Linked DNA regions of Homo sapiens: region 2 is linked to region 1. The links are chromatin loops, found by intact Hi-C in ENCODE. Cell type or tissue: MCF 10A. All regions are shown on one strand. Each heading gives the region's core, and the rest is flanking DNA. Links, peaks and the distances in the headings are about the cores only.

Region 1 (16,590 bases), core at 4,942-12,941:
AGCAGTACCCAGGTAAACAGTGAATAGTACAGGTCATTGAAGTTTTTTGCTTTTGGTGTTTTTTTTTTTTTTTTTGAGACAGGGTTTCACTGTGTGGACCAGGCTAGAGTACAGAGGCACGATCTCAACTTGTTGCAACCTCCCGTTCCCAGGCTCAAGCAATCCTCCCATCTCAGCCCTCCAAATAGCTGGGACTATAGGCACGCATTATCATGCTTGGCTAATTTTCAAAATTTTTTTGTAGAAATGAGGTCTCACTATATTGCCAAGACTGATATCAAACTCCTGGGCTCAAGTGATCCTCTATCCTTGACCTCCCAGAGTGCTGGTGTTACAGGTCTGAGCCACCATGCCCGTCCTGAAATTATAAGAAGTATACTTAAGAGAGTTTTTGGCAAGGGGGACTGCTGATAGCATAACATTAAATTGGGGGAGTGGCGTGGATCAGGATAATATGCAGGATAATATCCATATAAACAAGAAACTACAGAAAATAAGTAGCAAAATCTACAAAGGTTGTAGTTTAGAAGGTCAATTACGTATGTTTTTTCTGCTTCTCCACACTTGCCAGATGTTTAGAATAAGCATGTAATACTTTGATACTCAAGGAAAAGGTAAAGACTGAAAATAAAAAAAGTTCGGCAGCTCTCATCCAATTCAAGGCTAGCAAACGACAGGAGATTTTGAAAAATCAGAATGATGTGTGTATGGCAGTAGGTGCCCTCTAAATTACTTTAATACTATCACTGAGACTATCATTTTAACTCTTAACTTGCATTGTTTTGGACAGTTGCTGGGAGAGTCACAGGTAGGATAGTCTGATCCCTGTCCAGTTAGTGGTTCCATAAAGTCCAGTTAGTGGTTCCGTAAAGCTAATTCATTGTCAACTAATGTAACTTCAGCTTTTGTTGCTGCAGCTTGTTTCTGGTGTTTGCATACAGATTGAGCACATTTGCAAGAATCCAGAACATAATGTGTATTTCACATGATCAGATAAGTACATTTAAGCTTCTTAGCTAAAGAATTTCTATGGGTTACTCTTTACTTCCAAATCCAAAGAGACTAAATCATAAAATGTAAATAGACTTCTAAACTTTCATTTCCCCACCTTTTGGTACCTCCAGTTTTTGAATAGTGCTGTTCTACAGAGGGTGATTTCATTTTTAGTTCATTCTTGTAATTTTCATTTTTAGTTCATTCTTGTAATTTTACTGTGTAAACAATCAGTTCTTTGCCCATGCCCAGTTTGACCTTTTCAGACTTTAGTGCAAATTAAAACTGGCTGGAGGCAGAAGGGACAGGAAAGGACCTGGGGAATGAGGATGAGGGGACTAGTCAAGTACCTTAGGTTACTTAATGTTGCTTGTTTTGAACCTTGAGGTCACGTCAGAGAGGAGTGCTCACTCCTTCAAGTACCTAAGAAGTGTTCCAAAGTGAATGTGAAGTTAATGGGATTGCTAGGTTTTGAAAACAAGATGAGCAACACTCAGAAATCAACAACTGCTCTTCTATTTTGTTTTTGATTTTTGTTTGTTTGTGTTCCTGGTTATGGAATGAGAGGGCTGTTCAGTGGCAACCCAACAATTTCTTCTCTTTTGGTCAACTTTTCCTTTTTGACCAGAATGTAAGAGGAGAGTACAGATAGCAAGAATGATTGGTGTGTTTTGCTTCACCTTGTCCTTGCCCCAGCTATAGCAGTGTTGCCCACTAATTAACAGTGCTATCGTCCAGAGCTGAACTGCAGAAAGTTCAAGAGGAGTGAAGATCTGACCTTAGTGCAGAGTTCAGCTGTGTTTGCCCCTCAGATCATCTTTAGGATGGAATGATTTTCATGGTTCATTAATGAATAGTGGAGAAGCAAGTGGGAACTTATCAAAATCTGTATTCTAGAATGTACCATCCCCAAGATAGTAAGTATTTTTGCAAGATGGAAGGACTGTTCCTGTGGCCGTTGTTACCCAGTGTAGTCGTAGAGCCTGTAGGATTGTTTTGCCCCATTTTATGTCCCTCACTGGAAAAGGCCATCATGTGGCTTGAGGGTCAGGACAATGCCAGTGCCTGGCTATAGGCTCCAGATCCTGTTCCCTCTCCCTCTCTGAGGCCCTCACTGCGGCCCTCACTGCATCATGCTTAGGCCCTGGTGCAAACCTTTGAGTTCTCATCCATGTGGTCTTGGGCAGGTTTCTGCAAGCTTCAGTTTTCTCATCTGTAAAATGGGGACCATATTGTCCTCATTGTTGTGAAGACTTACAGAGATAGTACGTATGAAACACTTAGAACAGTGTTTAGTACCTCATATGCACTTAATAAATGTTAGCGTTTTTATTATTAGTAGTGATCCCTTGCTGGCATCTTTCCTGGCTTCTGTCCCTACCACTCCTTTGATACTGCTGTTGCCAAGGCAACTAGTGATAACCTCTTGTTGCCAAAGCTCATGGACACTCTGTTCTCCTCTCTTTCTGGATCTTTCAGTGGTGACTCCTTTCTCCTTGAAGCACTAAACTCTCCTGGGCACGATCGCCACACTCCCCTCCTGTCTGGTGGCTTCTGTTCTTTCTTTTGTCTGATCCCTGTTCTCTACCTGCCCTCATGTTGCATGACTCCCATGAGAAACTCTCAGGTTTTCTCTTCTCCATTTCCTCTCTAGGTACACCCATCCGCTCCATCCTCTCTAGGTAAACCCATCCCAGTGGCTTTCATTACTTAGTTGCTCCTCCTGCAGGTCTTAAGTCTTTCCTGACTTTCCAGTCTGTCTTAGGTACACCCAGCTGACCTTGTTATTTTCTCTTATGGTATCCTGTTGTTTTCCTTCAGAGCACTTTTCACAATTTGTAATTATGTATGTATTTGTTTGCTTTAATTAATGTCTGTCCCTTACCTCCCTCTCACTCCACAAAATTATAAAATCTATGAATGAGACCAGGGACCATGTCTGTCTGTTCACTCACATTTGTATGCCTGGTGCATGGAAGGACCTCAGCAAATACCAATTTGAATGACTGAACCTGCGGCCTCTCCAGTTCTTCCACCACCACTCTGGCCCTGATGTTATATGATATTAAATGTTAATAAAAATAACTTTTATTTTTTAGATTTGATGCTCTGGGCTTGAGTGGAGACTGCCTTACTTTCTGTTCATTTCGTGTTACTCCAAAGTTAGAAAAGCATAAACTTAACCAAGTTACAATATCCTGGTATGTTGTGGATAATCTGTGCTCACTGGCTGTTGATGTTATTTTCTGATAGTTTTGTGAAAATTGTTGCTAAGGCATTGGCCCAGACAAAATTCCCATGATTGGTAGAAATAACCCTATATATTCTGTTACCATTGAATTAATTCCCAGTAAATGGTAAGACCATATGTAAGCCTCTCTTCGAGCCTTCTTTCCCATGATTCATTTTTTTTGTCTTGAATCCCCAGAATTGCTTTTTTTTTTTTTTTCTTGAAATCCAGGTTGACCCAAAACAAGAAGTGTCAATAGCCTCATCATAATATAGCCTCTTAGCTATAAATGTATTAAGTCCCTATCCTTAATGGCCTCCACATGAGAACTTCTAAAACTTCAGGGCCAGGAGGATTACTGTTAGCCCTGCCAGTCGGCAACATTAGAAGATGATAGAACCCAGCACACATACAAGTCATTCACTGAAAAGCACTTTTAAAGTGCCTGATGACACATACATCAGGGTAGGTATAGAATATAGGCACATAAAAGTCTTTCTTGTTAGGTGTTTCTATTGCATTATCTTAACATGAACAGAAACCTCTAATTACCATTATTAATGCTTGGAATTTTATAATTTTTAAAAAATCTAATTTATACTAAAGTTGAGAGAGAGTGTGTGTATACACACAGAGATAACATGCAGGAGGGCATGTCAGTAAAATTAATTCCTAAAAATAGAATTGTTGAGTTATCAGGTAGGATTAGGTTTGGCTAATGGAAAACAAATTTAATAGTGAATTATTCTCATGTAAAAGAAGTCTAGGGCTTGTGTGGCCACTGTAAGAAGTGATTGATGCTCAGACTCCTCTTATTCTCTGCCCTCTCATCTCAGCAAGTGGCTTTCATCCTCAGGGTCTCCTCATGGTCCATCCGAATGGAGGCCAAAAGGAGGAAAAACAGCACGAATGAAGAGACTCATCTCTCACCTGAGTAGCTGCCTTTAAATAGTCTTGCATGGAACTCTTCCACTTCCATGTCATTCTATTTTCAAAGCTAAGTCACATAGCCACATCTAACTTCGAAGAAGGCTGAGGAATGTAGTCTTTTTGTCTGGGCCCAGCTAAAAATTGGCATTGTGTGAGTAATGAATAAGAGAAGAATGGAGTAGTCTGTTCTACTAAGTCAAAGGTTGTGTGCAGTATCAACAGATAGTGATAAACAGTCCTTCAAAAACTTTGCACCCACTTTAACACTTTCACCAACCAATCCAAATTTTTTTTTCCCAAATCTTAATTAAAAACAAAATGTCCTCTACTGCTGTATTTGAATTGTGTTGTCTTTTTGAAGCATGAGTATAACTTCTAATAGAACTTAATTTTCTATTCAGATTTTAAACTTCTAAATGCTTCTGAAGTTTAAGGCAGATAACCTAGTTTATTTAAGTTTGATAGTTTATTCCTGTGACTTCGATTGCTAAAGGTAGGTTTTCTTGGAGATGGGAAACCTGGGAAAAGAGAATGTGTACTTCTTTAGTGCTGGAAGAATGTCTGCTTCTTTCCTCCTGCATTTTATTGCAGATGCTAACCTTACTCAGCATGGTTTAGTTCAGAAGAGAAAATAAAGGGAGAATTCATTTATGCTTTCGAGAAAATGTGTTGAGTCTTCCACATGCCAGGCATCTCCAACATAAAAGAAAGAGATGTATCTCTTTTGCTATCTAACTCTTCCCACTTTCCTTCTTATGATCTGATGTGACTTCTCCATATCTTATGTACCTTCCCCCCAATAACAATTGTAATAATCATCACTAAGCGTAGTACTGCACAAAAGAGAGCTATCAGGTAAAAGGACAGAAAAACCACGGGAGTTTTAAAATGTCCAAGTAGTATTTAAATTTTAAACCTTACTTTTTTCTGTTTTTAAACCTCATATATGAATTTAGACAGACAAACTAAAACCTGTTTACTATAGTAAGAATACCTCACTGTAGCTTAAATTGGTGTTTTTAAAATGATGGCTTTGGCCAAATTCTTTGGCAGCTACCCTAGACTGGAAGCATTAAAAATTGATTACTTGCAAGTTGTTGCTAATAGTTCCTTATTTCTGCAGGCCTTGCCACTCAGCCCAAACTGGGGTCCCTGCATAATGTTTATTGTAGCTGGAGTGCTGTGCTGGTGTCCTGCTGCCTAAGTGGAGTGAGTTGACCCTAATTTACTCCTGGATGCCTGCATTCTTTTCCATGCATGTCCACAAATAGCATCACAGCAAATTAACAGAATTTTCTGATTGATGTAGGGAGAAACCAAAGAAGGCCTGTGTTTGGTGGCCAAAACACCACACAGTATGAGCAGAGTGGAACTACTGGCCCATTTTATAGCATTCTAATTGATAATTATCAAAGAGCACATTATTTGACCATGTGGCAACAATCCAGTATCATTTCAGAGGTACTAGACATGTAGATGTCCGTGAACACCATAGTGAATATACCCCCTCCTTTTGCCAAAATTGAAATAGGTTATCCAAGAGGAAAGGGGAGGGAAAAGAAAATACCAATTTCCTCTTTACAAAACTGTGGCAAATGAGATGTCATAAAATTCTGTATTTCATGATAAAGCCTCCTGGCTCATCATTAATAAGCTAGAAAATTAACTCTTTTTTTGGAAACTTGGAGAGAGTCTATAAATGTCATCGTATGTGTTTGCTGTTGGTTCACAGGCAATGCCTAGTCCATTTTCCTTCACAGAGATCTAAAGCTACTAAATACTGTCAGAAGAAAGAAGAAAATTTATGTGGGAGAGCTAAGTGGAAAGAGGAGGGAATCCTAGGTGTCTACATTCACGACACTTTACAACAGCAAAGTCACTGTGGCGAGGGGAGAGACCTGGAAGCACCTCTGCCAAGGTAAAATTGAGGGCAGTCCATAGACAAGTCGAAGAACTGAGGAGAAATGTTTCCTGGCCCAGGACTCCATAATGGAATCTGTCTGGACCCTGCAGAAACTCAGTACTGTTAGGACTGCCTTGAGATGAGGCAGCCCAGTTGTCAGGGAGATGGGAGTAGGAATGGACATAAGGTGTCTGTTCTTGTATTGGTGGAAGAGGAAGGTAAAAAGAAATAAACCTAAACCTGCTGCTCACTTAGCTCTATTTCCCACAAGCAAACCGCAACATTGAGTAACAGCTGAAAAAGATGGTGACTAATGTAGATGAAACACTGAAAATGACTCTCTGGGGGTCTTCTCACCCCTGCTCCCTTTGATTAATGGTTTATTGTCGTAAAGCCTTAAGGGTCGTTGGCAGAGCCAGGTCAGAGCATTCAGAGTGCTGGAGCCATGTATGTCTGCCTCTCTTGCTTTTTGTTTCTCATCCTATTATCTTGTATTCCTTCTTATTTTACATAGGAGAAGAGAAGAAAGATGGCTAGAGATGATCATTGCCCAATTTTATCTTTCATGGTTAAGGAAATAATCAGTTCACAAGCTAAAGCAGTGGACTGTCAAGAATGGCAAAGTGGCCAGGCACAGTGGCTCACACCTGTAATCCCAGCACTTTGGAAGGCTGAGGTAGGAGGTTCGCTTGAGGCCTGGAGTTTGAGACCAGCCTGGAAAACATAGTGAGACCCCATCTCTACAAAAAAAAATAAAAAATTAGTGAAGTGTAGGGGCGCACACCTGTGTTTCCAGCTTCTCAGGAAGCTGAGGTAGGAGGATCACTTGAGCCCAGGAGCTCAAGGCTGCAGTGAACTGTGGTTATACCACTGCACTCCAGTGCGTTCCAGCCTGGGTAACAGAGTGGGAACCTATCTCTTAAAAAAAAAAAAAAAAAAAAAAAAAGGACTACAAGTGTCTCAGATTTGCCCCTACCAGACGCCAAACTCTTGGGTCAGAGGCAAAGGGATCTGTTATTCTCTCATGGCACAGCAGCCAGCATGAGCAGTAGTCTATTTTGCATTGGTTCTTCCTTGCCCCCGAATCCCACAGGGGTGACATAGATAGGCCCAGGTTGATGGCTGCACATGTAGTGGGTTGTGCAGGAACCTTGAGCTTAGGGATCTTAAATCATTTGTAATAGGCAGTAAGTATGTCTGCCCTTTGCTCTGGAGGGAGACACTATGACTACCTTTCAAGGCTGCTCACTGTGCAGATGAAAGATAGTCCTACCTTGAAAGATAGTCTAGAACAAAGACCCGTCAGTACTTTGCTTGACAAAGCAAAGACATTCAGTAACACAAGAAACCCCTGGCAAATTGTTCTCCAAATGGAGATTTGTTAATCTTATAAGTAGCTGATATCCCTAGTTCACCACCACCCTCAGCTTTTTTTTTTTTTTTTTTTTTTTTTTGAGATGGGGGTCTCACTGTGTTGCCCAAGCTGGAATGCAGTGACATGATCTTGGCTCATGGCAACCTCCACTTCCCAGGCTCAAGCCGTTTGTCTGCCTCTGCCTCCTAAAGTGCTGGGATTACAGGTGTGAGCCCTGTGCCTGGCCCCTACTTCCCTTTCTATCCACAAATTAATATCAGGACTCAGCTGTCTTTCTTCAGAAAACTCCTTAGTTTATAGCTGTTTGAAAGGATCTGATGAGCTTGTGTCTAGAGAAACAGCTAACATTCCACATAATGCCTCAGAGAGTTGTGTGTTACTTGACGTTTGTTGTGTGTTACTTTGAACCTGAAAATGGCTCAGAAACATCTGTTTCTTCATATTTGTCCTCCCTTGTCTTGATGTGAAGGGATTACTCTCAATGGCCCCCATATATTTAATGATTTGTTAATCCTTAGGGAAAGACCTAGTACCTGATCGTATTATGAGCCCACACATCGTTCCCATTAGCAAATGAAAAACCTGACTAAAGGGAAAGGGCTGGAAATTTCAGGAGGACCAAGTTAAAGAGTTCCAGAAAGTTTGGGGAGATAATCCAAGGGCTGACCCTGCCAACTCAGACTTAACCAAGGAGGTAGTTATAAGGTCAGGGGTCCTGCATCCTCAGGAATGCCCTTAGAGTCACTGACTGCTAATATGGTGGGACCAGTGAGCCCTGGAGCACAGGGACACGTGCTGGTTGAGGAGTGGGCTCACCCTCCAACTCTCCACCGTATTCTGACCCCTCCCTCTTAGACTCTTCTGTCTCCTCCAGCCACAAGCAGGGTCTAAAAGAACTGTTTCCTACGTTCTTTTAGCCCCTGAGGCACCCAGTTATAGGAATTTTCTATTTCTACTGTGTGTTCAGCTTTTATAGTCTCTTGCATGACTGTCCTTGCCAGTTAATACTATTTCTCCTGCCCTTTGGGTGATAGATATTACACTACTGATGCTTGTATTTCCAGTTTCTTAAGTGCTTTCAAGTTTACCTAGCATGTACATGAAGTAGATTAGAGCCTGCTACAATAAAATACTGCATTTCTGTTATGGCCTTTAGAAAAACTATGATTTTATCTCATGTGCATTCAGTCTGCTTCATTCATCATAGTTTAGGGGTAGTGCTAATAATTAACTTACACATTTGGGAACACCCTAGATTTTAAGTTAGAATACAGGGGTATCTGAGTGGCTCAGTGAATGTTTTTTCAGAAAAATGCAATCAGTGCCTAGTTCTTTAGTTACTGGAAATGTCCTTTCTTTATTTGATCTTTTTTTGTGAACTTTTGAGCTTTCTGATGCTCATCTGTGTGTGTAATTAGCACCCAGGAGTGTCGTGGAATAAATAGTTGACTTGGTCAGCATTTCATAATACCATTATATTGGTCATCAGCCGCTTTTGCATCCTGTGGTTTTGAACAAGAAAAAAAAATCTTGCAAAACCACTATGGTGAAATACTGAATATGCAGATGAGGTATAGGTTAAAGAAGGCAGTCCCTCGGGAGGCTCCTCATTAGAGCTGAATTTCAGTGAGGTGTGGAGGGGACAGAAGATACTATTAGCCCAAGTCATTTTACAGAATTGACTGCATCGTACTCTTTATTTCCGTACAGAAAATATACATCAATTGTTTTGTTTGCAGTAGCCAACATGGGGTATTCTGGTGTGTAGCATTTACTTTCTCTGCTTCTTTCACTGGTAACACCTTGATTTACAGTGACTATTAGGATAATTAACATTGACACTTGGAAGATAGCCTGCTTCCAAATGCATGCACACTTGTCTGTTTTATAAATGCTAACCCAAACTTTTTCCTTTCCTAGCTGAAAAATGTGTCTCCACTCCTTCCAATCTTTCCAGGGTGTGGGCCTGTGCGTAGCTGTGTGACTGTGCCCACACACTGGCATATATTTCAGAGCTACCAAAAAGAAATCAGTTGCTCTTGAAATAACAAGACAAAAAGGAACGGTTTTTCTGAGCCATAACATCTGAAGAGCTAGAAGCAGTTGTGTTTGTATGTGTGACGCTAAAGCCAGTAAATTTCATGTGAAGGAAGGGATTGTAAACTAAGAACAGAAAAGCAGTTTTCCTGGATTTCAGATGTCAAACTCTCAAGCTGTTTAACTCACCCACTCAGCACCTCCACATCCATCCCTGTAATGTGCTTGCATTGTCAGTGATTTGTTTCTGCAGGTTTTGATGCCAGAAGACAAATAATAAAATAGTAGGCATATGTAACCTTAAAGCAGTTTTCTACCAGAGTTTTTGATTGAGGTTAAACAGAAGTATCCTGATCACGTCGTCAGTTGGCAGGCAAAAGGCATCATATTTTAAGATTCACATAGTTTTAGAGCAAGCTCATCTTTTCTGGCTCAATAATAAACTAATTACATGTTTTAAATAGTATAGAGCTGAGTCCCTGTTTCAGATTAAGCCTCATAATAGCAAGGGCCAGGCACTAGCAGACATTTGCTTGATGTTTCTGGCTTGAGGATCCGTAACGTGGTGCCAGCTGTTTTAGGGCCTGAATAGGCCTGCCAGGGACAGCCAGGTGATATTGGCTTGACGTAGTCACAGGCTAATTCTCCCAGAACACAGAAGCCTCCAGACGTGCCACCAAGGAAAGCCTGGATATGTAGAAGTTCAGTTTATGGCTATAGTAATATTTGGGCATTCCCCAAAATAGTGATCCCAGTTCAGGTTAGGACATGATAGTAGTGTCCCTTTGAGGTCTGTCTGAGAAAAGGTGTCATTTCTAAAAAATTAGTGTTAGCAGATGGGCAGATGTGGCTCCAACAAGGCTTGCTTCATGGCTTATCATTTTTCCACATTTTCCATCCCTTTCATAAGCCTAGGGACCACATGCTGAACATTTAATTGAATCACACAGATTTTGTAGTCTTTAAAGCTTCTTATTCCTTGGTCACTTGTTAGTGGTGCCTCCCTCCTTGGTCAGTTTGGTGACTTCAGAAGGAAATACACAGTGCAGTGGTGAGAGCTTCACTTTTGAAGTTAGCCTCAGGCTTGATTTCTAGCACCACCACCCACTAGACAAATTGCTTAACCTTTCTGCACCTCAGTTTCCTCCTGACAGGCTTGTTTAGAAAATAAAATGAGATCAAATTTGTCAAGCACAGAGCATTGGCCCTGGTAGGCACCACATACATGAATTTCCTTCAGATTGTAGGTGAAGTAGACTTGATTTGGGATTTCTCTTGTTACCTAGGTGCTTGTGTAGAGGAGACTTTAGAACCAGAATGTGTTATTTGTGGTTTTGAGTGTGCCTGGGACTCTGAGCCAACTGAATTACCAAGTAATGGGGGCCCCATGGCATCCCATGACAGGTGGAGAGCCGGCTCTTCACCCTGGATGGACCTGAAATGCCTGCTAAGGCCTTGCTCCACCGAGTAGCACACACCCTATCAGTTTGCCCTTCTTTCCATCTCTTATTCTAGAGACCTTAAAGCCTACTTGTTGGTATATATTTTCAGGTTTTTGGAAATTGGGCTGTTTAATTGAAGTTAATACCAGTGATGAGACTTTTCAACCTGAGAACAACCTAGATGCTACTTCACATTTTGCAGTGGAAGCTTACTTCCATCTTCACTCATGTAGGACATTCTTTGGTCTCAATGTTTTATCACATCTCATGTTAAAGTATAATTCAGGTCTATTTTGTGGCTCCTGCCCCCTTCCCATTAATTCAATGGTTAAACAGATACAATTTTTTGACCCCCTACTATGTACCAGGCCCTCTGCCGGGTGCTAAAGCTATAGTAAAACATGGTATCTGGTTTAAAGAGCCAGACTGCACCCTGCATTTTATCTTTGCTATTAGTGTGCTAATCCAGACATTGGTACTAATGTTCTCTTTCTGGGTGGTGGGTTACACCTCAAGGCCAGGTGGTGTGAGTCTGTCTCTGCTCTGTTGACACTTAGGAGCTGATTGGATTCAGGTGTGGCACTGTGCCTCTTTGGTCCTCAGGGTCTGCGACTGTGAAGTTGGGGCTGCCTGTTTCATAGAAAGAGGGTTTCCTGGCCCTCTCCATGTTCCCCAGCTATTGCTATTTTTACTGAGCTTCCTGCCCTGGTTGCTTGTCATATGTCATGAAAGTGATGCTAAATTCTTGGATGTGCTCCTGAGTTCTGGATGCATGTTTCCTATGCCCTTTTATTCGATTTCCACACACAGTAAGTTTTCAAACTGGAAAAAGGTGCAGCCTTATTTTGTTTAAGCTAAGTGAATATTAATAATAAAACTATTTCTGTTCCACTTCATGGCTTTTATAACTTCATGCCTGTTAACTCTTTGAGGCAACCATTTTGTGTGGCTAATTTGAGCATGGTCTTAAAAGAGAATTTCAGTAGCATGTGTTTGCTGAGCACCTTGTGGGAAGGGGAAACAGATTCAATAACATCACAGGAGAAGCTTGGAGAAAGACAACAGGGGCATCCAAATGCTGCAGCTTTAACCTACTTTCTGGGACTGTCATCTCGCTGACTGCACGCCTTTAGATGCTTCTTCCTCAGTCTATGGGGAGAGGGACCTGGGGCTAGAAATAGGAGAGTTTGTGGGGAGGGGCAGGATGCTGCAGGGAGTGGGTGTGGGCAGAGGTTGCAAGACTGCCAGGGTTCTCTGTGTGCCGGAAGTGCAGGTTTGGCTGTGAGGAATGGAATGTTCTCTCTTGCCCTCCAAGAGCACAAACAGCTGTGGAAGAGCTTGAAAAGAAGATTACTAAAAGAAAAAATAATAATAATTAATATGAAAATAAAATCCACCCTAGAAAACCCAACAGAACCGTGTGTGGAGTATAGTGGTAGTCATCTTTTTCATGCTATTTAAGAGAACTTTCTTCCTATCTAGGATTTCTTTTTCAGTTGAGGGCAGGATAAATTGTGTACCCAGCCCTTTCTCCCCTTGGGAAAGCCTCATATGTCTCATTTTGTTTGGATAGAAAATTGATTCATTATTCTGATGACCAGATGATGATTTTATTCTTTTTATGAGGGACCAGAACCTGTCGCTTGCTTGCTGCTTGAAAACTTAAATGTTAGTTTCCAAAGGCCATCTCTGTGGGTAGAGGGTTATCGTCAGCAGTTTAACGGGAAATCTTGTTTCTAACTGGAAATTTAATTATTCAGCCAAGTTCCCAACAATGTTTACTTTAGAGCATCGTCTTTTTTTTTTTTTTTAAGTCCCTTAATGGTTTAAACTTTTAAGCTTTAGGCAAGAGTAGAGTGGAGCTAGATTTACATATCAGGTTGTTTGTGCAATCTTTTACATGAAAGTTTATGTTTTCTTCTCAATCTGAAAATTGGTTTTGGCCATTATAGCTGGTATTATATATGACGTAATAACTCTCTCTGATCTCAGATACATTTTTATGCTGTCATACTTTCTGCACCTGCTTTTGAACAACATCTTAGTCCCAAAGTAGATAAAATCTAGCAGAAGGGAGTAGGCAGCTAAAAACTAGATTCTAGCAATATCTAAGGAAATTACAAGGATCAGTTAGTGTTCCATTCCTTCCTTCTTTGGCTATATCAATTCCTAGTTTTGTGAAAGTCCACATGCCTTCTTTCTGTCCATGCCTGTGCATGCTGGGTGGAGAAGCATCACAGAGCAGAATGAGGTGACTGTCCCCAAGGCAGGGTAAGGTCAAGGATCTTTCCCCTCACCTCATGATTTTCAAAAGAAAAGCAGATCTGGACCTCAGTTACCTAAAATAAAATAAAATTACCCTAGCTCTTATTCTGCACATAAAATCACAGCTTTAATCTCTCATCCCAGTTCTCACCTTTATCTTCTCAATGATGGAAACTTGGACTTAAAGGAAGTTACTGTGCTATGTTACCAGATCTAAGGAGACTGGGAATCATTAGATTGGAATCAGATCCTCAGTCAATGGAAATATAAGGAGGAAAGACCATTGGTTCTTGGCCCTAATTGCACATTAGAATAATCTGGGGAGCTGTAAAAATGTACCTATATCCAGGCCTTACCCCATCTATTGAATCAAAACCTCTGAGACTGGGATGTGAGTGTTTAAAGTCTCCCCAGGTGATTCTAATAGGCGGGGTGAAGAACTACTACTGAAGGGAAATTGAGGGCCTCTTCCAGAGAATTGCCTTTGAAAGATCCTGTCATTATACACCGAAGGCGCCCACCCGGGCCTGCTCCTGAAGCTAGCTGTTTGCAGTGCTCTCCTGTGGCACGCAGACCTCTGGGTCTCCCTGTGAATTGGGGTTCCATTGGGCTGTTCAAAAAACCTTTGTCATCTGTGGTTCAGCAGACGCGTATGTTAGAATTCAGGCATTTGGCAACCTCATTCTGAATTGTCAGTACCCACAAGTCAAGCAGTGAGACCCACTTGAAATGCTGGTCCTGTACACAAAGTGGGTGAGCACTGTATTGAAAGACAGTCCTTTCCAGTGCTTTCCCCTGAAATTCCTTGTAAGGACCAGGAGACGCCTGCAGTCGGCCTGGTGGGAAGTAGTGGGCCTGGCTTTGGAGTTAACCATAACTCATTTTGCTGCTCCAGACAGTCCTCCTCCCACCCCACCCCACCCCACCTCAAAAAAAAAAAGAGAGAGGAGGGGGTTGTCTTTAAAGAAAAAAAAAAAGCAGGGGCTTTTAAGAGTTAAATTACACAACTCGCTTTTTATTTTTAAAGTGAGCAGATTTCTTGTTGTCGTTGCTGAGAAAGATAAATTGATACCACATGTTGCTTCCAGACAAAAACCTCTCTGTGTTCCAGGGGAAGCACATGCAGCTGGTGTCTGGGTGAGTGGACAGTCTCCACAAGGTAAACATGGTTTGGAAGGGCTGAAGCGGACGTAGGGTACAAAATTTAAGAAATTACCAGTTACTTCTGACTGGCACGGCACCTCTGAAATACTTTTTTAAAGTTTGAAATCCTTTCCTGGAAGGGGCCGCCCTGGAACCTTTTGGCTTAAAGTATATGATGCTCGGAAAACAGTAAGTTAACATTTATGATGTCACTGCTTCCGTGTGGGATCTAACAGTTGTTGGGAGCTGCTTTTGTACTTGGCACTTCACTGAGTAGTTTGCATGCAGAGCTTTATTTAATCTTCCCAAAGAGCCAAGAGATAGTCAAAGAATGTTTTTATCCTGCCTGTGGGAATTATCCCCTTTGTAAATTATTGGTGGAATACTTTTCATTTCAGGAAGCTTCTCTCTCACACCTAATCTGATCTGTTTGGGGTCCATGTGTCTTCACAACCAGTTAGCATGTATGTAGAGATCATGGATACTTTAGTATTAGCAATAATTGTATCTTGCAATAGAAAACGGTCTTCATTATAACAAGAAAAATAATTGCCAGATTCTGCTAGGTGCAGTCATCTTTATGCTGATTTATTCAAGGTGGACCAAACAAAGGAATCTCTAGGCAGCAGGACTGTGAAATGTGAATTCCATCATGCTGCCTCCTTCACACACCTATTGCACCTGCCTCCTGGAAGGGTTATGCCACTGATTGCCAGTTCTGTAACTGATTAACTACACCTAACGGGTTTCTGCCCCAGTGCAGGGCTTCCTTCAGTGTAAATTGTTTTGTAAAAGAGAAGATGGACATAAAAATGAAATAAAGAGTATTCTTACCACTGCACTCTCTTTAGACACATTGTGATAGAGGTGTTTTAAGGGTTCTTTAAACCTTTCGGCCCACGTTGGGGACAAGCTGGTACATTTGTCCCTGAAGCTGAAGTTTTTTCCTAGAGATCTTTCTTTCTTGTAATTTCATCAAAATCTTGATTTCTAAGTACTGAATTTAAATCACATGATTTTGGGTTTGGGGGTCATAGTAGCTTCTTAGCTTCTTTAGTGAGTAACTGTGACAATTGCCTGAGCTCTAGCAGTAGGTGTCTTGGTTATTACGTACCTTACTATCTTAGCCTTAAGGAAGGCACATCCCTAGTTCTTCAGCCAGTTACCATTGGCCTGCCTCAAAGGGTATAGCAAAATGTGTATTTAGATGTGATTAGAAAAATCATTCTCGTTCTGTCAAGCCAGTCCTTTTTTATCTTCAGCTCCCAATCCCAAAACTAATGTAAAATGTTAGAAATTTAGACTATTTGGTAAGGTGACATACGAATTAGTGAAAAATCATAGAATATTTGTAATGATAGTTTTCCTGGGATTGAGGTGGCAGGAGGGACATTTGAAATATTACAGAAATTGTATCACCATTAATTTTTGATACCAGGGAAGAAGTGGGGAAACATTGGAGTTCTGGTATTTTATCTGGCATCTATTTATTTACCTTTCCTGCTTTACCAACATTTAAGTAGAGAAGTTAGTACAGTTGAGCCTTGAACAATGTAGGTTTGAATTGCACAGGTCCACTTACATAGAGCTCTTTTTCAACCAAACACAGCATTCCCAGGATGTGAAACCCCCCTCTGGGCCTGGGGGAGTTGGCTCTTACATGTGAGTTTCTTCTGCGGGGCTGACTGTGGAGTGGAGTATGCACAGGTTTAGTTATATGCAGATGGTCCTGGAACCAGTCCCCTGCGTATAACAAGGATTAACTATAATCAGAATCATGACCTGTGAGGAAAACAGAATGTATTTCTGGCATCTGATTTTGAGGGGTAACTGGGCGTTTGAACTGGAAATGGACAGATGAGCCATATTTGTTGGCCTTTGTCAATGCCCTACCTTCAGATTATGGATTTTGTCAATGGAAGGCTGGCCACCCTGTATGAATAGAAGGCTGCTGAGATTGGGGACTGTGAGAATGATGGTGGCACAGTTTTTGTTTGTGTTGACTTAGTAATGTAACTGGAAAAACCTGTCTGAACTTTCTGTAGGTAATAGGCTCCAGGGAATGCATTCTGCCACTAAGAAACCTCTAAACTGAGAGTCAAGCAAAGATTGGCCATTGAAGCTAATCATCTATTTAATAAGTTGGGCTTTGTTTCAGAATCTAAGAGTAGTTAATATTGGGGGTGGGAGGGTTGTGGTTTTTTGTGTGTTTTTTTGAGACGGAATCTCACTCTGTCATCCAGGCTGGAGTGCAGTGGAGATGGGGTTTCGC
Region 2 (16,590 bases), core at 2,748-10,747, 86 kb after region 1:
GGGTGCAGTGAGCTGAGATTGTGCCATTGCACTCCAGCCTGAGTGACACTCCGTCTCAAAAAAAAAAAAAAAAGAAAGAAAGAAAGAAAAGATTCTCCTTTGTCTAACAACTTCACCCCACAGCAGTCTGCAGAGTAGCAGTTTGACAAATAAAACGGGAGATGCAGCTACTGCAAATAGCAAAAACCACTTCACTTCCAAATTTCCCAAGTCCCGGGGGAGCCCACTTAAGCATTCCTCCAATAGAGAGCCTGTTAAACCGTAATGGCTTTAATTTGGTCCAATTAACCTCACACTGGGCTAACTTCTGCCCTTAGCTATGGGTTGGCAGCTACTGCTGACTCCAGGTACAGTAGTGGGCAGGTAACACCAGAAACTAACTCGGCGAATGAAAGGAAAATATGTTCGCCACATCCTCCAAGCAGGAGGGGAAAAACGACCTGGCTCAGGCATGCTGCTCCAAAGTGCACATTCAACCCAGAAATCTTCCAAGAAGCCAAATGAGGTGAAAACAGGACATGTCAACTGAGAATGCGAGTGAGTTTTGTTTGTTTGTTTTACATTGTCAGTTGCCTTTCATTTGCAGAACATGCTGAATGGATGTGATTTCCAGCTCTCTGTGATTATAAGTCTGATTCAATTCCTTTCAAGGCATAAAAGCCTTTTCTTGCCGAGTTGTCTTTGGGAATTCTTCACTTGAAGTTTATTCTTTCAGTATAAGGCTGCCCTGCCCAAGTGGGAGACCGAGAGCCTGCTGTCTCTTTTACACACAGCGACCTGTGTGGGGTCCTCCACACCCAGGATTAATGTTCTTCTTTTTGGACATTTGAATGGTGGTTTTCACCGTCAATGGGCTATGGTTTGTAACTGAATAATGGGAAATGACAATAGAACACTTGGGGCGGGGACTGGAGAGCTGAGGTCCTCTGACCCAGCCACCTGTATTATATAAGAGAAATCAGAACCCAGACTCCAGAGCGTGCTCCCAGAACCCTGGGGTCCTGAGAGGGTTAAGTGGAGGGGTGTGGGGGAAGAAGCTGAGCACATCGAACCCCTCTTCCTGTTCAACTAGAGCATCTCCATTTTGATATATTTTCAACTTTTAAAGTTTTACATTTATACAGAAAAGTGCACCAATCACAAATGCACAGCTCGATGAACTTTTACAAACAGAACACATCTGCAGAACCAGCCCAGATCCAGAAACAGGGCCACCCCTCACTGCTGCCTTTCAACACCACCCCAGAAAGAAACCACTGCCCTGGACTCTCACAGCATCTCAGTGATACATTTTATACATTCAGGCTCCACATAGGATTGTTTTAAACTTTTTATTTTGAAATAATTATAGATTCACAGGAAGTTGCTAAGAGAGTACAGAGAAGCACATTGAATTTTATATTCATTTTCAACGTTCAGAAACAAAATTTTTAAGTTAAAAAACCGGTGGTTTAAACTAAATTAGCAAATGGACGGGTTTTGGAGCCAGGCCACGTGAGATTGAGTCCACATTCTTTCCCTTACCAGCACATGACCCCAGACTTGTCCCCTAATCATCCTGAGCTGCAGATGAGGCTCATACCTCCTTCCTGCTATTGGTGGGATTAAAATCAAAGTGAGACCGTGTGCACTGCAGGAGGTGCCCGGAGTGATGGATGCGGCAGGAGTGTTCAAGCAGTGCCTCTCCCATCTGCAGCTTCGTCCGGTTTCCAGTCAAGCACTACTGCACGCCCAGCACCCCAGCTCCTCCACCATTCCTCTGCCTCCCATGCCTGCAGCAGCTTCGCCCTCCAGCTGTTGGGGCAGGTGGGGTCTGGAGGAGTAGCCACCTGGATAGGAGAGCTGGGGAGGACTGACGAAGCAGGCCTGCCCTAGGTGCCTCACCTGTGGGCTGGCCATTGTGAAATCAGCCCTGTTCATGTGCCACCTGAAAAGGCTACCCTACCCTCCCCCCCCACCCCCACCCCCGACGCTGGGAAAGGGTGTGGCTCTCTGCTCATTAAGGAAGCATTCCCACTGTGGATGGGTAACAAAAGGCAACCCTCAAGGAGTGACCTTACTAAATCCAAAGGAATCCGGCCTCCTCTCATTAGTGGGAGGGTAGCTGAGGGTGACTCTTGGCCAGCCGGCCCTGAGTCATTGAGGGAAGAAAGGCCAAGCCTGCATGACCCATCTCAGAGGCCTTGCCCTGGACAGAAAGGGACCTGGAGCCACCCGAGAGATAACATCTGGGCGGGCCTGGGGCTGGATCCACCTGTCCACTCTGCGCACCTAAGGCCGTGCCTGCCACACCTCCAGATCCAGGAAGTTAGCAGGCAGGCAGCAGTACTCAGGGAGGCCTCCAGATCAGCCCCCAAAGGTCTACACTGTGGAACCTGCTTCTCCTCTCAGGAAAGACTTCTGGCCTCACCCCCTCTTCTAGAGCATGCGATTCTAATGAAATGGAGCTTCTCACTGGAGCCCAGGTTTCCATTCTACCCATGTCACCTGTCCCTAGAGGAAAGGCTACCCTCCTTGCCCCTGCAGGGGTTGCCCTGTTGTACCTCTGTGAGGGCTTGGTCCTGGCCCTACGTGCCTCCTCTCTCTGCCTTCCAGAGGCTTCTCTGCTCCAGCACTTCCCTTGGGCCCACCCTCTGGGGGTTTTCAGTCCAAGAATGGATGGAGAGGAAGAACCTGTCCCTCTGGTTGCCTACCATCTCTCAGGTGTCAAAATGTGGCACACTCCAGTGACACCTCTGGGGACCAGAGCATGAGCCAGCCTGTACCTTGAGGCAGCTGTGCCATTCTGGGAATTTTCCCCTTTCCTTCCTCAGTGGTTAATCTTAGGGTGGCAGTTTTAAGCCTAAGGTCAGGAAGCTCTGGCAGAAGAGGCAATGATGTTGATGGTGATAATGATAATAATAATAGATAGGGTGGCTGGAGGGATGGTGAGTGGCGTGGGAGTGAGGATGAGTCCCAGGTGGTAGTCTTAAGCAGTCTGGACACCCTGCTGCTAATGATAGGCATCACTTATTGAATACCTATATGAACCATGGGTTGCACTACGTGCTTTGCACGTGTTGTGCCACTTAATCCTCCCAATAACTCTATGGAGGTCATCATCATAGGGTTACGATGTCCTGTAAGTAACTTGCTTAAGGTCATGTAGCTAGTAAACACAGAACTAGAACATGAATGCAAGTCTGTGTGACTCCATGCTCCTTTCCTTTTTCTCTCTCTGTCCCTTGTTCACCCTACAGAAACTCTTAACCTTCCTAATTTTCTATTCTAGAAAGGGTTTATTTTTAGCTAACCACCTGCTATGCTTGTTGAGAATAACCAACACCTGTTAAAGCTTAAGGTGTCACCCACCCTGGGGGTATTTGCATTTTAATGGAAACCTGGGTGACAAGATAGTAACCAACACTTGCGTAGAGCAGTGGCTCTCAAAGTGATGATGTAGGCATTACAGTTTGTAGACACTGTTTGCATTCATTATCCCATTGTTTTATAGCAGTGCTTCTCAAACTTTAGAGGGCATCGGAATCACCTGGAGACTTGTGCAATCACAGATTACTGGGCCTCACCCAGAGTTTCTGATTCTGCAGGTTTGGAAGGGCCTGAGAATTTGCCTTTTCAACAAGTTCCAGGTGATGCTGGTAATGCTGGCCTGGGAACTACATTTTGGGAACTATTGCATTGTAGCAATCCAATAAAATTAGAATAGCAAGCATTATTGTTTCCATTTTTTAGACAAAGAAATTGAAGTGCAGGGACATTAGATGACTTGTGGTTGAGTGATGGAGTTATCAAAAAGCAGGCGAAGGACTTTGACCCAAGATAGGACTCTTCTATACCATTATTTCTCAACAGGTCTGGGCAGTACTGAGATTACTGCAAAGATGATTCAAAAAAATTATATGAGCCTCTACTAGATCACCCAGGTGGCTATGGAGACCTGAATGCTGCCTGCTCTTCAGGGCACATGGCTGCATTTGTGTATGCAAAGGCATTACCCCAGTGAAGTGAGAGCACGTGGCAGGGAAGCCTGCCAGACTCAAAGGCCTCATTCACGTGTATGCAGACGTGTCGCACACAGACCCGTTTTACTTTACTTTCATCTAACAGTTTGCAGCGAGAATTGGCCAACAGGACCCAAATTCTGTCTTCAAGTGGAAAAGGCAGAGGTCTCCAAAGGCTGGAGCCAGAGCTGGCTCTCAAGGATTGCTCCTAGCAGAGCTTTGGTTAAGTATGAGTACGACATCCCTGAAGGAAAAATAGCCCTGCAGTTACTAACTTCCACAATGTACCTGGGTGCAAAGGCATCCTCTGCTAATGGCATTATTAAAGTCCAGTGCAGAAACAGATGCAGACTCATGCTAACTTGACCACTTAATTCAGTGTTGGCAATTTAGTTTCAGCAAAACCAGACACTTACCTGAGAGCCATAGGATTAAGGAGTTTTTATTAAATGTCATATCTAGCTTATATTTAATTTGGACATATTCAAGAAACAAACATGGCGAAAATAATTTAAATCCATACTAAGAGGTTTGAGGGGTTTTGTTGTTTGTTTTTTTAAACAGACAGCCATACTTCTTAAGTTTCAGAAATGCTGCTGTATCTATGTTGCCCTGGCTTGAGATCCTAATAAATCCCAAGGTATCACCTTGGGATACCCCGGGATGCAGAAGGCAAATCCCACCGTACGTGATGCCTCTCCTTCCCCAACCCCCAAGTGCTGCCGTGACTTCTCTTACAAAAGTGAAATTGAGTTATAAGAATATGATGAAAAGTTTTGATAAATGGAACTAAAGAACATAATAGTAAATTAAAGTAAAACGGTATAAAAAAAAAAAGGAAGAGAGAGAGATGTCCCCACAAAGCATTCTGTGGCCTGAATGGTAGTGTGGCAGGGTAAGGGTCATGGGGACCTGGTCACACCATTGCCCCAGGGCAACCAGTATCAGGAGTTTTACAGCCAGGTAGTCAGGAGGAACTTAGTCATCCTGGTGCAGTGGAAAGGGCATTGGATTTAAAGGCAGTCTGTATGGGTGATGTTGTACAAGCTTGTAGTCCCAGCTACTCTGGAGGCTGAAACAGGAGGATCACTTGAGCCCAGGAGTGGGAGGATGGAGGATGCAGTGAGCTATGATCACTCCACTGCATTCCAGCTTGGGTAACAGAGCAAGACTCTGTCTCTTAAAGAAAAAAAGAAAAAAAATTACAAAATAAAAATAAAGGCAGACTGTAGGCTCTGCTCTAGCATTTCCAAGTCATGTGACTTTAGACAGCTTATTTAGCTTCTGAGCCTCATTTTTACTGTCTGTAAAATGGGAACTGTGCTCAGAGTGCTTCCCGCTTTTAAAGGAGATCAAGCAGGAGCCTGTCTACACTGGGAAGCTCCAGACACATTTGCCCTTATTGTTTCATCTGTCCTTTTTCCAAGTGCTGTCTGTCTCCCCCACCAATTCTGTAACTCTGCTCTTCTATCTCACTGCTCCTCCTACCCCATCCTCAAGGCATTACCAGCCTCTCAGTCCCCATTGGCAGGAGGGTTCGGCTCCACGGAGGCCAATTTCCAGGGCATGCCAAGGGAGGGTCGATTCTAATCTTGCTAAACCTGGGCGGGCCCTGGAAGTCTTCTGGTCCCACCCCTCTTGGAGAGATAAGGAAGTGAAACCAGACACGGTGGATGTGACCTTCTTAATGCATCACCTGGACAAAGATCGAGGAATGTACTCTCGGATTCTTTTTCAATAAGTTCTCTCTTTTCCCCATTCTTCCTCTTATATACAAGGATGGAAAAGGGGCCAGATTTTCTGGAGGCTTGAGGCCCATTTGGCAGAGAGAGTGACACACAGAGAAAAGCCAGAGAACCCCGTCTGGGTGGGAGAAGCAGGTCAGGAGTCAAATGCCTGGGAACAGAGGGCATGGTGGCAGGGGACAAAAAAAGAGAGCTACTGGAGAGTTCCAGTCCCTGGGAGGATTCAGAAGGAAAGCTGAGATATTCCTGTTAGGAATATTCTCGGCCCGGTGCCGTGGCTCACGCCTGTAATCCCAGCACTTTGGGAGGCCGAGGCGGGTGGATCACGAGGTCAGGAGATCGAGACCATCCTGGCTAATATGGTGAAACCCCTTCTTTACTAAAAATACAAAAAAAAAAAAAATTAGTCGGGCGTGGTGGTGGGCGCCTGTAGTCCCAGCTACTCGGGGAGGCTGAGGCAGGAGAATGGCATGAATCCAGGAGGTGGAGCTTGCAGTGAGCCGAGATCGCGCCACTGCACTCCAGCCTGGGTGACAAAGCGAGACTCTGTCTCAAAAAAAAAAAAAAAATTCTCAGAATACTCTCCTTGGGAGTAGAGAAGTTCTATTTTTTTTTCCTTCTCTTTTTACCCATTATGATGGTAATTCCAAAAGATCACTTGCAGGGAGAGGGGTGGGGGCCGGGAGTGCTGAGAGAAGTGGAGTGAGTCATTGCAGAAAACTTGAGCGGGGCAGAGAAGGGGTTCAGGATCTGAAACAGGAAAGGCTGGGCCCTCTGTTACTCATAGGATGTGTCAATCATTCCAGCTTGGCAAATGGCAGGGAACCCAGAGGGACTTTTTCCACTGGAATCAGGACCCTGAGCCTGAGGACGTATTGAATTTAAATAAAAATTATTTGACTGGAAATTAAAAGAAAGGTAAGTTAGAAAGAAATACGTTAACCTCAGGAATATGTAGACTCCAGAGAGGTTAGGGCCAGGCAAGGGTCTAAGAGAGGAGTGTTTCTTTTTCATCTGTGAGCCATTCTATCAGAAATCCTTATCTGTGCATGCTGCTGCATGATATTTTTGTTTTTTATTTATTAATTTTTTTTAAGCTCAGTGGCAAGACATGCATGGCATTTTCTATGGCAAAGGTTTCACTATTCAGGCATGTAGATGTGTATCCGTAACACAAAAGCAGTCCAAATAATTCTTTTCAGATCATAGTATACAGTTTACTGGCCTAGAATTAGTTTATAATCAGTTGTGGTCGGGCCAAGAAAATTATTGATATTGGGCCGGGCGCGGTGGCTCACACCTGTAATCCCAGCACTTTGGGAGGCCGAGGCAGGTGGATCACCTGAGGTCGGGAATTCGAGACCAGCCTGACCAACATGGAGAAACCCCGACTCTACTAAAAATACAAAAATTAGCTGCTGTTGTGGCACTTGCCTGTAATTCCAGCTACTCTGGAGGCTGAGGCAGGAGAATTGCTTGAACCCGGGAGGCAGAGGTTGCGGTGAGCTGAGATCGCGCCATTGCACTCCAGCCTGGGCAACAAGAGCAAAAAACTCTGTCTCAAAAAAAAAAAAAAAAAAGAAGAAGAAAAACAAAAGAAAATTATTGATATTTAGAAGTCGGAACTATCCTCAATTATTGGATTTAAGTAAATCAAAAACATGCCTCGTTTTTGGATGTAGGTTTACTGGAGATGACTTAACTTCATTCCAGCCGATTTGTGATGAGTGAGGCATGGAGTCTGGCTCATAGCAGACAATTCAGTACTGATTCTGAAACGTATCTCCAATTCCGGAAGTACCGTGTCTTCTAGGTGGTCAATCCACTGAAACTGAGTCACCCTCATGGGACAGATGCTTGATAACACAGCCACGCCCCCACACTCAAACTCCAGAGGCAGCTAGAGAAACTTATGCATGATTCATATTGCTTCATCTGTGACTCCTTCTTAAATTGTGACTTCATTTTCTCCAAATGGCTCTGCAGTGTTTCAAATCTGGGACTCTGTGGCACCCAGGGCAGTTCAGGAATGGGACAGAAAGGCTGTCTCAGGTTCATTTTCAAACCTCATGCCCATGTGAATCTGGACACCCACACTTCTGTGTTCACGTTAGAAAGGCTCTCCTCTCCCCAGCAGCCTCAATTCGATACATTCAGACAATTTGTATCACAGCAAGAAGGTACAACTGAAGCCTCTAAGTTGTCTGGGGTAAATACCCGAGGTTCCCAGTCTGGCACCAAGAAAATTTAGGACACAGACACACGGACACACATGAGGAGTTTAGGAAAGGAGGTTTAATAGGCAAAAGAAAGAGAAAGAGAAAGGAAAACAGCTCTCTCTAGTTAGAAAGAGAGGGCTTCCGAGAGGAAAAAGAACCAGAGAAGAGCCAGTTGGCCATGGATGTGCCGGATTTCATAGTCAGGCTTGAGGAGGTGGTATCTAATTTATATAGGGCTCACAGATTGGTTCGATCAGGTACGATGTTTACATAGCGCGCAGGGAAGGATGGCCGCCCCACCCTAATCTTATAAGGCAAATCAACTTTCCCCTTAGCTGGTGCCATCTTCTCTGCTCCTTACTGTACAGGTGGCTGGCAAAGAAGGGACGATGGAGCCGCCATTTTGAACATGGCTGGCACAACTGCCTGCATGTATGTCTGCAGCTCGATTTTATAGGCTGCTCTTTGCTGGAAAGGAAAATGATTTGGGGCTGCTTTTCATTAAAAGGAAAACCTTACCAAGGACTTCCATACCCTCACTATCTGCCTAAGTAATTGCATCTTCACTCCTGTATCACAGCTTTGTGAGCCACGTCAGAATAAATTCTGACAAGACCTGGGTCTGAGGACGCTGCTTAGTGTATCTCTCCAGGTTTTGACAGCCCAGCCCTTTGCCTGCATGAAAATAAACGGGATGTGCGCACTCTGCTTTAACTTCTTCCAAGTGCCCCATAAACTGGCCACAGCACAGGGCGTGAGCGTGAAGGAAACTCACCACCTCAGTCACTTCCTCCACCACTTCATATCTGCTAGGAGCCTGACTCGCCAAGTCCACCAAGTCTTCTGAAGAGGATTCCATAGAAAGTGGGCACATCTACCTTCCCTGTTAACTTGAATAAACTGTTCCATCTGCATCAGGTAAACTCACTTTTCCATGCTGAGACCAAATGTCTCAAATTCCTCATAGGGAAGTAGTTAGCCCCTGCCTAATTTGTATGCACTAATTGGGTAGAGGTTAAATTTTGCTAAAAACAAACAAAAAGCCTCAGTCCTGACGCACCTGGTAGGGAGTTGGGGCAAGTTGGCCAAATGCCTATCTGTTGGCTGATCCTTCCTGAAGCCAGAGGCAAAGCAGCCAGTGTTTGCTGGAAGCTGGATACAGCCTTTGCCACTGGCTGATGCATGTATCTCACTCAGACCGTAGGATACGGGACAGGGAGAACAGGAATGACAAGTCCGTCTCACCTGCCGAATCCAAAGAGCTGTTCATGGCTACTGACAGCACCTTGCTGAGAAGGATGCTGGGGCAGCATCCAGGCTCCAGGAGACAGATCTGTGATTGTTCAGCCACGTCTGCAGCAGGCACAGGCTGGAGGAGCAGCAGTGCCTGGCATCATAGGTCTGTGTACCTTAGACAATAGCCAAGAATTCAGAGATCAATTTTTCCAGCACAGAACCCACATCAGATGTAATATGGCCTCCAGTCTCTACACGTTGGCCCAAAATCCAACACCAACTGGGAGAAGCTACTTGAGGTCACATAAGAAAGAAAACATCAGGGTCCAATCTAGGGTATACCTTGGAGACCTTGGGGAGATTCCTCGAACTTTCCTAGCTTCCTCGTACTTGTTATTTTTGGCACCCGCCATTGATTTTCACAAAGGAATTGGCAGTAAGTCTTTTGAATTCCAGGGAAACCAATTGCTCATTTGCTTGTTTTGAGGAATGTGGAGTTGGGGAGATTGTGCCTAGCCCAAGAACAGGTCATGAGGGGAAAAAAAATGCTCTTTGTTGGGGGTAGCAGCATTAGAATGGAAAGAAAAGCAGGTCAAGTGCCTGGTGTCTGGGTACCAGGAGACATGAGGTGCACCTAGAGGACAGGTGAGAGAGGGGTGGGCAGGTGAGAGGGAGGCCATGGGGAGAATGAACAGGTGGGAGTCCTGTGTGATTTTTTTAAAACATCGAGAATGCTTTCTGGCTTTTCCTGTTATAAGATGATGATTCAAGGGAAATATTGATAACTTGGTTGTATATGTGGCAATAAAAGGACCTGACCTATAGTTTGGGCAAAGAGGACCTACATGTAGGTTTGAAAATGTCAGCTTTAGGCCAGGCGCAGTGGTGCACGCCTGTAATTCCAGCACTTTGGGAGGCCGAGGCAGGCGGATCATGAGGTCAGGAGTTCAGGACCAGCCTGGCCAACATAGTGAAACCCCATCTCTACTAAAAATACAAAAAATTAGCTGAGCATGGTGGTGGACGCCTGTAATCCCAGCTACTTGGGAGGCTGAGGCCGGAGAATCGCTTGAACCCAGGAGGCGGAAGTTGCAGTGAGTGGAGATCACACCACTGCACTCCAGCCTGTGTGACAGTGCGAGACTCCATCTCAAAAACAAAACAAAAACAAACCAACCAAACAAACAACCCCCAAAAATGTCAGCTTCACAAATGAAGACTTTGCTTTTCCTTCTGCAGAAGTAGCTCCTAAATCTATAAATCTACACGCTTATAGAAATGGACTATAGCTTGCTGAAGGAACTGGAAGAAACTGGTGTGTGTGTGTGTGTGTGTGTGTGTGTGTGTTTTATTTGTGGCTATCATAGAAGTTAAACTGGTTCTAATTTCTAAACCATAAAACATTTATATTCCCATTAAACTTTTTCTTTTTGTAACCATTCTATATTCCCTCATAAGGCACATTGCCAAATTAAGTCTTCTAAGGAAATTCAGTACAAATTCTTTTCACGGCCCAAATACTCTTTGAAGAATGAAGAAAAACAAAATATGCCCATTTTCCTTGGAAGATTAGCTGGGCTATTTTATGAATTGAGACTCTTAAAATTAAATCATTTTGTTTGAAAGAAGCCAGAACGCACATTCATTCTCAATACTTCCTGCCTCTCGATGGGATAGTAGACATTTCCAGAGAATTGCCGTGCCAAAGTTCTACAAGTCTGGTCTTTAAACCTGTTTTCCAAGCCTGCCCTCCAGTTGTTTGTGGAGAAACATGCCTTTCATGGTAAATGGAAACATACCCAGTGTCAAGTTCTCTGCTCTTAGCTCTAAAATTAGAAAGTCTTGGGTGGGGGAGTCGAGTAGGGGCGAGGAGTGTTGGACTGACTGTACTTACTCAAAAACTCAAATTAGATGGCATTATCGTATGTAATGTGTACTTTATTTTCCATGAAACCAGGGTCTTTTGAACATTGAGGAGGGGAGGGGGGATATGTTCCAGGGAGTGTGAGGAGAGAACGGTGATCCTGGGTTGACGGTTTGTATTCAAACAGGAAGCCCTCTTCCAGTCCACAATACTCTGGCCTCTGTTTGTTTGTTTTTTAAATTTTTACTTCTAAAATCAAAGTGGAAAGGGCAATAGATGGATGGATAGATTGTATGTGTGCGTATGTGTGTGTAATGTTGGGCAAGTTCTGAAAACTTGCAGTTTTACCTCTGAACTGTCCCTGAAAGTCAATCTCCTCCTGTCATATTCTTCCCAGTGTACCTGTCCCCAGGACACTCCAGTGTCCTGACTTTTCCATGTTTCTAAGCAGAACTATGAGGGTGGATGTCCCTGTTGCCAGAGCCACAGAGATGGGGCAGGAGAGAGGAAAGAGCTAGTGTCCAAGTGCATCTACTTCTGCTGCAGGCTAAGAGGCGGATTCTCCTTTCTCTTCCACTTTGCCAGAAGGGGAGGAAGTATGTAAAAGAAGTCCTTGCCCTCAGTCTAGGGTCCTGTGAGCAGTTTTGCCCTGCCCATCGAAGCAAAGTTTTGCCAAACCCATTGCATGACTGTGCATTTGTTTACTTCCTCCTTTGCTTAGGTTGTAGGTCCTATTACCTAAATGTTAGCTCTTCTCTTCATGTCCACCATTATTATACAGCCTTCTGGAGTGTAGGGGCTAGAATTCATTTATCTAAGTCTCTCTTTGGGGCTGGCATATAATTAAGAGTTCTACAAACATCTGAATGACATCTATGTGTGAGACCCATATTCCAGCACTTGAGTATGTGTCTGTGTGTATTGGGGTTGTGGGATTCCAAAGGTGACTCAGGCACCTGCAGTTTGCAAGATCCTAACTTCAGGGAAGGGAGAGGACATAATCTACTGTGGTGCCAGGCAGAAACAACACTCAGTGCCCGCTAGGAGATGCACACATACACACATTATCGAGTCTCTAAATTGAACCCGGTGCTTAGCACATAGTAATACATGCTTGTTGGTTATGTTTAAATGTTCTAAATCCAAGAAATACTAAGTTTAAATATTTTAAATCCAAGACATACTATTTCTTTCTTTCTTTTTTTTTTTTTTTGAGACAGAGTCTCGCTCTTTCGCTCTGTCGCCCAGGCTGGAGTACAGTGGCGCGATCTTTTTTTTTTTTTTTTTTTTTTTTTTTTTTTTTTTGAGACGGAGTCTCCCTCTGTCACCCAGGCTGGAGTGCAGTGGCGCGATCTCGGCTCACTGCAAGCTCCGCCTCCCGGGTTCACGCCATTCTCCTGCCTCAGCCTCCCGAGTAGCTGGGACTACAGGCACCTGCCACCATGCCCAGCTAATTTTTTTGTATTTTTAGTAGACACAGGGTTTCACCGTGTTAGCCAGGATGGTCTCGATCTCCTGACTTCGTGATCCGCCCGCCGTGGCCTCCCAAAGTGCTGGGATTACGGGCGTGAGCCACCGCGCCCGGCCCCAAGACATACTATATGAGTGGTGTTTCAGGTTTCCAGCCTCCAGCCCGCTCTTGAAGCTGCACTTTGGTGCAGCCTTTCTCTTTCCAGTCTTTGAAGGAGCCTTGAATGGGGTCCAACAAATGGTCCCCTCGCCCTCATCCAGGGTCTGTGGCACCTCTTTCCCATTTCCTGAGGCCATGGGGGGATGATTGCAGCCTAGGGCTCTAGAAGCCAAGGGCTTCTAATTAGCAAACTGATCCCATTTGTGATGCTGGTTAGTTGGTTAGTGGTCGTAGTAAAACACCTAAAATTAGTCTCTGGTGAAGTATCGGCTTTGCTCAGGCAACCTCAGGTCGGTGGAACAAAGGGACTGGGGGCAAGATTTGCAGCCTGGCCACTGAGGAAAAACTCCAGTGGGGTAGGGTGAAGGGGAGGAGGCCACATTTACTCTCACTAAGTAAAATCTGAAAAGGCCCAACCAAGTTCTGTTGATTGCTGCTTGCTGGCAGTGGTGGCAAGGGAGAGAACAGACGGATACAAGGCTAGGGTCTGTTTTGAAGTCACAAGAGGAGCCAGAAATCGCTGGTAGAGGTCACTGCTTTGTTTCAAACAACTGAGATGACGTTGCCAAAAGGGAAAAGTTCAAAATCTGAACCTATTGTAGAAGTTATTTGGCACTTCTCCCTTCATTTATTTGACATTAAAGTGTGGTGTAGGCTGGGCGCCGTGGCTCACGCCTGTAATCCCAGCAGTTTGGGAGACCGAGATGGGCGGATCACCTGAGGTCAGGCGGTCAAGACCAGCCTGGCCAACGTAGCAAAACCCAATCTCTACTAAAAATACAAAAATTAGCTGGGCATGGTGGCGCATGCTTGTAATTCCAGCTACTCAGAAGGCTGAGGCGGGAGAATTGCTTGAACCCAGGAGATGGAGGTTGCAGTGAGCTGAGACTGGGGCACAAAAACTCCAGCCTGAGCCAAAGCAAGACTGTCAAAAAAAGAAAGAGAGAGAGAGGGAGAGAGGGAGGGCGGCAGGGAGGGCAGAAAGCAAGGGAAGCAAGGGAAGGAAGGAAGAAAGAAAGGAAGAAAGGAAAGATAATTGTAATGTACACTCTTTGCATGTGGCAAAGTATACTCTTTGCATGAGAAAGTTTTCTGGCAATAGCTACCAGTGTTCCTGTTTCATAGAGGACTCCAGCCCCTCACAGCATTGTGACTCTTGCCGTCTCCCTCTCTTTTTTCTGAAACCAAAGGGTTCTTTGCTCTTTACCAAACAATTTAAGCCTTGTTCTCATTTTTCACTTGGGATGTTAAAAATGCTCTCGGGAAACAGTTCTCCCATTCAGAAATTCCAAATATATCCGTGAGCCTTTATTATTCTTCAAGGTTACAGGAATTTTCCTTGGAAGCTGTTTGGATTTGAGTAGAATTTTTGCCTTTCATGTCTCCTCTTGCTTTTAAAATAAGTTTTGGTAAATTGAAGTCGCTGAGCTTATATTTGCTTATTTATTTTGCCAAATTTAGTCTGTCTAAATATGCTTTGTCATTACAAAACAAAAAAAGTAGTTTTAGGCTCTCCTCCTGAATTTCCTTTTAAAAATTAACTGGGCAAGATATTACAATGTGTCATTTGTTACCTTCAACAGTAAGCTGGTATTGACATTAAAAAATGAAGCCAGCTGTACATAAAAAGACATCTTTTGGCGTCTGTTTTAACAATTTGAACAAAACCTCGAAAGCCATTTCGTCTTCTGGTCTCAACTTCGTAAATTAGACCCTTGAATCTGCCAAATTTCAGGAGCTCCTTTATCTTAATGCGGAGATACTCCTCCAAAGAGAACTAACTATATAGAATGTTGCCAGTAGAAACAAAAGCATGTGTATTTGAGACACAAAGGGAAGAATGCTGTCGGTCTCACTTCTTGCCTGACATATTGAGTGGTAAATGACAGCTGGCACAGTAGCCTCTCCCAGAGGCAAGTGTGTTCACTCCAGAGCCACTTCTACATCCCAGCAATCTGCCCTGCCCAGGCGCAGCACTGCTGTGGTGGCCCAAGTCAGAACTGGATTCTGCAGACAGGCTCCCAGGATACAACCAGGGAACCAGGAGGAGGGACTGTGTCATCACTCTTCCTGGGAACGAAAGTGCTGCCTAGCCAAGGTGAACTCATATGGGGCGAAGTGGAAGGACCTCAAAAAGATACATGAAAATCAAAAGACGTTGCTCCTGACATTGATCCGTAACTAACAGGGGGCATCTGGGTGGATCCTGAAGATGCTCCGTGTGCTCTTGTTTGGTTGGGTTTGACTAGGTTCGGTGGGAAGCTCACAGATTTGAGATCACATGATTGGAGTTCATGATGCCTTCCTCCTTTAATAGCTGTGCATCCTCAGGCACATCCTCTACCGTAACCTCTCTGGACCTGTACAATGTGGACAGTAATGTCTGTTATGGTTCTGTCTATGTCCCTGTGAAGAGTAAGCAAGTTAATGGCTATGAAACCATTCAGTAACCTGCAAAATGCCAGCAATGGTGGCATTATGACTGTCTGGGCTCTGTGCTAAGAGTCTATGCTTGGAGAATGTATTCTGGCCTCTAGGCAACTAGCTTTGGCTTGAGTTGACTGAGACATTTGGCTTCATAGTTATTTTTTGCAGTCCGTCAGCCTACTCTAGTCTCATCTGTCCAACTACTTCACCATGGGATGTTGGCCAAACCACCCCACCTGTCTGTGCCTCAGTGACTCCTTCTGGAAAATGGGTCTGGTATATAGCTCCATTTGTCTCAGGGAGACCCATCAAAGCAAATCAAGTTCATTCACTTAACCAGCATTTATCAAGGGTCTACTCTGTGCCTGGCACCTTTAGGGTAGAATCATGAATAAAATAAAGCTCCTGCCCTAGAAGAAGAGACAGACAAGTGATCAGTCAGTTCCAAGGCAATAAAATCAGGTTACAAAAGAAAAACAAGGATGATGACATGGGGCCCACCAGAAGCCTTGTGCTAAAACAGCAGGATTAGAAGAGACCTTCTTGCCAACTTAATTTCACTAATGTCTCCAGGAAAGAACCTGTGCTGTGCTCATCTAGGGAGAAATGGTTAAATTGGGAACATTCACCCATCTTGCACAGTGTTGGTCCCCCGTAACACAGAGAGCCACAGGGGGAGAAGTGTCTATACTTCTTACAGTAATCTCAGGCTTATTGTCCAGAGAGTGTCCAAAGTGGAGATGTCCTTACCTCAGTACCAAACAGAGGGTGATCTCACACCTGGATACTTTGCTAATTTGCCCCCGAAAGTCATTTCTTATTGGGGCCGAAGTAACACTCAGCAGTTGCGAGATTTGATAAGGTGAGAGTGAATCCACAGCACACCTGGGAGAAGTCTGGATTGCCCTGAGGTCAGCCTTCCCTGACTCACTGACTTGGTGGCTTCACAGCTTCACCTCCAAAGCTGGTGGACAGGCCTTATCCTGCCCTCTGCCTGTGCTGATGTGAAGACATCATCTGGACTCTTGTCGTATGTAGGGTGGGCGGGGGCCACTGGACAGGTGGCCATAGCACCAAATTATACAGAAATTCATTCTTTTATTCATTCTTTCATTCACTTATTGAATGGAATCGAATATATCACATGGGCTGAACTCGATATGGCATAACCAGGAAATAGCAGCTTCTACTCCTCCCTCAACTCCCATCACTGCCCTTCCAACCTTCTCTGTCAGATCTTCTTCCACTAGTAAACATCTCAGGCAGATCCCACACAATTCAGTCCCTTTTATGTTGAGCTGTTTTCATGTTAGAGTGTTTTAAAAAGCCTAGTGTTAAAACAGTTTAAAACTGTTTCCCATCAAGTTCCATGCTCTTTCCCTTCCCCCGAGCTCAGGCCTGACCCAAGCTCGTAAAGATTGCATAGTCTGTCTTTTATTATTGCTCTGTCTCTTGTCACTCGCTAGCT

The links. A loop is a pair of places that touch in the nucleus more often than their neighbours do. Peaks named below come from ENCODE experiments on the same cell type or tissue, not always from the same donor. Only the 100,000 strongest peaks of a DNase experiment are listed, where the experiment ranks them.
Region 2: it touches region 1 in a loop (2.7-fold over the local background); 4 of 110 quality-filtered maps call a loop at or near these places.

The regions. Positions count from the first base shown.
Region 1 is chr6:108,642,032-108,658,621 of GRCh38, forward strand. The region is part of intron 1 of FOXO3 (forkhead box O3); the gene reads left to right. Among named protein-coding and RNA genes, the nearest start is that of FOXO3, 89 kb to the left of the region's middle. RefSeq lists a silencer at 4,195-4,489. In MCF 10A, for the core only: no CTCF peak of the experiment used is centred there; DNase peaks (open chromatin) are centred at 8,930 and 12,130.
Region 2 is chr6:108,730,541-108,747,130 of GRCh38, forward strand. It overlaps LOC107986629 (a long non-coding RNA gene), which reads left to right and starts at 7,722. Exons shown (of 2, transcript XR_001744280.2): 1 at 7,722-8,883. RefSeq lists enhancers at 1-911, 1,246-2,038, 2,039-2,830, 5,812-6,481. In MCF 10A, for the core only: no CTCF peak of the experiment used is centred there; DNase peaks (open chromatin) are centred at 6,501, 7,621 and 9,621.